Linked DNA regions of Homo sapiens: region 1 is linked to region 2. Evidence: chromatin loops called from intact Hi-C (ENCODE). Cell type or tissue: B cell. All regions are shown on one strand. Region 1 has its middle 5.7 kb from the start of LINC02575. Region 2 overlaps TRPM2 (transient receptor potential cation channel subfamily M member 2).

Evidence for each region. A loop is a pair of places that touch in the nucleus more often than their neighbours do. Peaks named below come from ENCODE experiments on the same cell type or tissue, not always from the same donor. Only the 100,000 strongest peaks of a DNase experiment are listed, where the experiment ranks them.
Region 1: it touches region 2 in a loop (4-fold over the local background); 8 of 110 quality-filtered maps call a loop at or near these places.

Annotation. Positions count from the first base shown.
Region 1 is chr21:44,478,603-44,481,102 of GRCh38, forward strand. No RefSeq gene overlaps it. Among named protein-coding and RNA genes, the nearest start is that of LINC02575, 5.7 kb to the right of the region's middle. RefSeq lists an enhancer at 1,098-1,177. In B cell, CTCF peaks have their summits at 1,217 (motif pointing left) and 1,417; a DNase peak (open chromatin) is centred at 1,209.
Region 2 is chr21:44,359,475-44,361,974 of GRCh38, forward strand. All of the region lies in intron 2 of TRPM2 (transient receptor potential cation channel subfamily M member 2), which reads left to right. Among named protein-coding and RNA genes, the nearest start is that of TRPM2, 7.1 kb to the left of the region's middle. In B cell, CTCF peaks have their summits at 1,049 and 1,260; a DNase peak (open chromatin) is centred at 897; H3K4me3 peaks cover 346 bases; H3K27ac peaks cover 331 bases.

The sequences.
Region 1 (2,500 bases), 120 kb after region 2:
TGCTGGCAGCACCTTGTCTGCCTCCTTCCTCCCTGGCGCCAGCTCCTGACGCAATCAGAGGCCCAGTGACACCCACAGCACAGGGAGGAAGTGCGTGGATGTCCAGGTCCCTCCACGGAGCACAGCTGTGTAGCTTCAGGTGCTCAGGGAGGATGCCCCATTCACTCCTCCCTCATGGGTAAACTGAGGCACAGGGATGGGGAACTGGCCAGTGGGACTAAACACAAGATGTCCTGACTCCTGTGTGGGACTGTTGCCTCTTTGGGCCTTGCATTCATCAGGGCTCAGCAAGGAAACAGAGCCACTAGGATGTGTGGAGAGGAGCAGAGACTTTGCACGAGGCATTGGCTCCTGTGCGGTGTGGGCGGGCAGGCTCAGGACCCAGAAGAGCCCATGGTGCAGGCCAAGCCCAAAGGCAGGCTGCAGGAGAAGGCCTTCTGGCCCAGGGGGGCCAGCCTTCTTACTCTATTTTGGCCTTCAACTGATTGGAGGAGTGTAGGGACCAGCCCCACAGGGTTGGTGGGTCTCTCCCTGTGTGCAGCGACGAGAGAGTGTAGAAATAAAGACACAAGACAAAGAGATAAGAGAAAAGGCAGCTGGGCCCGGGGGACCACTACCACCAATGCACAGAGACCAGTAGTGGCCCCGAATGCCAGGCTGCGCTGTTATTTATTGGATACAAGGCAGAAGGGGCAGGGTAAAGAATGTGAGTCACCTCCAATGATAGGTAAGGTCATGTGGGTCACGTGTCCACTGGATGGGGGGCCCTTCCCTGCCTGGCAGCCGAGGCAGAGAAGGAGAGGAGACAGAGAGAAAGACAGCTTACGCCATTATTTCTGCATATCAGGGACTATTAGTACTTTCACTAATTGACTACTGCTATCTAGAAGGCAGAGCCAGGTGTACAGGATGGAACATGAAGGCAGACTAGGAGCATGACCACTGAAGCACAGCATCACAGGGAGACGGTTAGGCCTCCGGATAACTGTGGGCGAGTCTGACTCATGTCAGGCCCTCCACAAGAGGTGGAGGAGCAGAGTCTTCTCTAAACTCCCCCGGGGAAAGGGAGACCACCCCGCCCCCCTGCCGCTTTCCCGGTCTGCTAAGTAGCGGGTGTTGTTCCTTGACACCTTTTGCTACCGCTGGACCACGGTCCACCTGGTAACAGGCATCTTCCCAGACGCTGGCGTCACCGCTAGACCAAGGAGCCCTCTGGTGGCCCTGTCCGGGCATAACAGAAGGCTCACACTCCTGTCTTCCGGTCACACTTCACTGTGTCCCCTCAGCTCCTATCTCTGTATGGCCTGGTTTTTCCTAGGCTATGATTATAGAGCGAGGATTATTATAATATTGGAATAAAAAGTAATTGCTACAAACTAATGATTAATGATATTCATGTATAATCATATCTAAGATCTATATCTGGTACAACTATTCTTGTTTTATATTTTATTATACTGGAACAGCTCGTGTCCTCTGTCTCTTGCCTTGGCGCCTGGGTGGCTTGCCGCCCACAGATGAGGCCCACCCACCTGCTTTACCCGAAGTTCACAGATTTAAAAATTAATCTCATCCAAAAACACACGCCAAATTGACCCATGAAGTTAACCATCACAGCTATCAGGTGGGGCTCTCAGAGGTCCCCACAGCGCGCCTGACCTGGGTGGTTTCTCCCCTTCTCCCCGTCTGGCCACCTTGCCTCTGAGGGTACTTCCGGGGGCTCTGCCAGCAGGTGTACCCCAGGATGACCAGCCTGCCCTGCCTGAAGCTGCCTCCCCACAGGCCCGGCCAGGTCCCTGATGGTCTCTGCACTTCCTCCAGTCACCCCTATCCTTCCTGGCCCCGCAGGCCCCACCTGCAACCCCAGTGAAATCTGAGCACCCCAGCCCTGAGAGGTGTGGCTGCTCCTCCATGGGTGGGGTTGGCAGATGGAGCTGATAAAAATGCAGGCTGGCCAGTTACATCTGGATTTCAGATCGATAGCTGTCTTTCAGTGTAAGTACGTCCCGTGTAACATTTGGGATATACTTACACTAAAAAATGTATTCATTGTTTATCTGAAATTCAGATTTCACCAGGCACCCTGCATGTTTATGTGGCATCCTCGGCCCCACCTCTCCTGAGGCCAGCAACTCCAGGCCAGACACACTGGAGCCCCTGGCTGCCCAGGGCCGGCCAAGGAGAGGCAAGGGCAGGGCCAGGCCTCAGGGATGGCGACAGCAGGGATGTGTGGGGGTGGGGGTCTCTGCTGCAGGCTGGGCTGGGCTTGGCACATCCCCATGCTCCACGCGCATGCAGGGGCGATGGGGGCGGCCTCTGAGGTCATGGAATTCCCTGGGCTCTCCTGGCCTCTGGGGCTCCTCATGCTCACAGGTTCTCTGGCCTGGCCCCTTGGCCCTGCTTTTCTGGCTCCCTGAGGAGGCTGTGACAGGTCAGCACCCACCAGCCCTCTCAGGGCTCCTGGTTACCTACTGGCCTGAAGGAGGCTCTGGAAAAATCA
Region 2 (2,500 bases):
AGAAACATCCGAGATCACACAGTCAATACGTGGCGGGGAAACCTGTTTCCTTTCTCACTGCTCAGTGGTCTTTCCCCTGTGCCATCTGGTTCAGGTTTCATCTGGTTTTAGAGTTTTTTTGTTTGTTTTTTTTTAATTCCCTTATTTGTCCCCGCCCATGTCCTGCTGATTGGTCCATTTTACAGAGCGCTGATTGGTCCATTTTACAGAGCACTGATTGGTCCATTTTTTTCCTGTCTCATCTGTGTATATATATACACATATATATGTATATATATATATATTTTTTTTGAGACGGAGTCTTGCTCTGTCACCCAGGCTGGAGTGCAATGGCCTGATCTTGGCTCACTGCAACCTCCACCTCCCGGGCTCAAGCGATTCTCCTGCCTCAGCCTCCTGAGTAGCGGGGACTACAGCTGTGCACCATCACACCTGGCTAATTTTTGTATTTTTAGTAGAGACAGGGTTTCACCATATTAGCCAGGCTGGTCTCGAACTCTTGATGTTGTGACCCGCCCACCTCAGCCTCCCAAAGTGCTGGGATTACAGGCATGAGGCACCATGCCCAGCCTCATCTGAACTTTTCTAGGTTATTTGTTACCAGCAAAAAATTGGAATCTAAAAATATGGTGGATTTCCAATTAAACAAGTTACAAAGAACACATAAATTTATCTCTTCTTGCCCTGAAACACCAATGAATTGCAGTAAAGCAAAAAAAGACTTCAACCCACAAAGAAAAAAGAGGGAAGTTAGCAGTTGAAGAAAGAGATTGCCGCATTCTTGCCAGAGGAAGGGGAGGAGGCAGAGTAGCAGGTCCTGAAGGCTGGCGACTCGGGCAGCTCCTGCCGTCCCCAGGCGAGGGGAGGAGGTGGGAGACCTTGGGCGAGGTGCTAGCCCCATGTCGTCTGCTTGGAGCCTCCATTTGTGTGTGCTTTTAACTTTTTATTTTGAAATAATTACAGATGTACAGAAGTTCCAAAGATACTGCAGAAGGGCCCCACGGTTCCCCCTGTGGCTACATTCTGCATAACTGTAGTACAGTACCCAAGCCAGGAATTAAAGCTGGTAGAATGCATGTGTTTAGTTTTATGTCTTTTTTTTTTTTTTTTGAGATGGAGTTTTGCTCTGCTGCCCAGGCTGGAGTGCAGTGGCACCACACCAGCTCACTGCAATCTCCGCCTCCTGGGTTCAAGCAATTCTCCTGCCTCAGCCTCCTGAGTAGCTGGGACTACAGGTGAGCACTACCACGCCCAGCTAATGTTTATATTTTTAGTAGAGATGGGGTTTCACCATGTTGGTCAGGCTGGTCTCGGACTCGGGACCTCAACTGATCTGCCTGCCTCGGCCTCCCAAAGTGCTGGGATTACAGGTGTGAGCCACCGCTCTTGGCCTTATGTCATTTTTCACATGTGTATTTGTGTAACTACCACCGTGGTCAAGATACAGCACTGTCCATCTCCACCGAGCTCTTCCTGTACTTCCTCCGTATGGTCAGCTCACCTTCTCCCCCATCATCCCTGATCCCTGCAACCACCAGTCTTTCTTCATGCCTATCATTGTGTCATTTCAAGGATGTTACGTCAATGGAATCATACGCTACATGACCCGTGTCTTTTTCCCTCAGCACAGCGCACTTGATATCCATCCAAGTTGCTGCTTGTGTCAATATTATTATTATTATTATTTTTGATATGGAGTCTCATTCTCTGGAGTGCAATGGCACGATCTCAGCTTACTGCAACCTCCGCCTCCCGGCAACTGGGAGTAGCTGGGACTACAGGCATGCGCCACCACGCCTGGCTAATTTTTGTATTTTCAGTAGAGACAGGGCTTCACCATGTTGTCCAGGATGGCTTTGAACTCCTGACCTCAAATGATCCACTCGCCTTGGCCTCCCACAGTGCTGGGATTACAGGTGTGAGCTACCACACTCGGCGTTGTGTCAACATTATTTAACTGCTGAATATTCCTTTCCCTTTCGCCTTGCCTGTGTCATTACACTTCAAGTGAGATTTTGGTAGACGTCAAATAATTGGGTCCTATTTTTTTAAATACATTCTGTCAATCTGTTTTTTAATTGTCATATTTAGAAAATTTATATTTAGTGTAATTATTGGTATGTTAGGGCTTATGTCTGCCATTTTATTTTTTGTTTTCTGTTTGTTCTGTGTTTTTTTTTTGCCTTCTTGTGGGTTACTTGAACATTTTTTAGAATTCTATTTTGATTATTCATACTATTTTTGTTTTTTGGAGACAGAGTCTCACTCTGTTGCCCAGGCTGGAGTACAGTGGCACGATCTCGGCTCATTACACCCTCCACCTCGCTGGGCTCAGGTGATCCTCCCACCTCAGTCTCCTGAATAGCTGGGACTACAGACATGCACCACCATGCCCGGTTAATTTTTGTATTTTTGGTAGAGACAAGGTTTGGCCATGTTGGCCAGGCTGGTCTCAAGCTCCTGAGCTCAAGCAATCTGCCCACCTTGGCCTCCCAAAGTG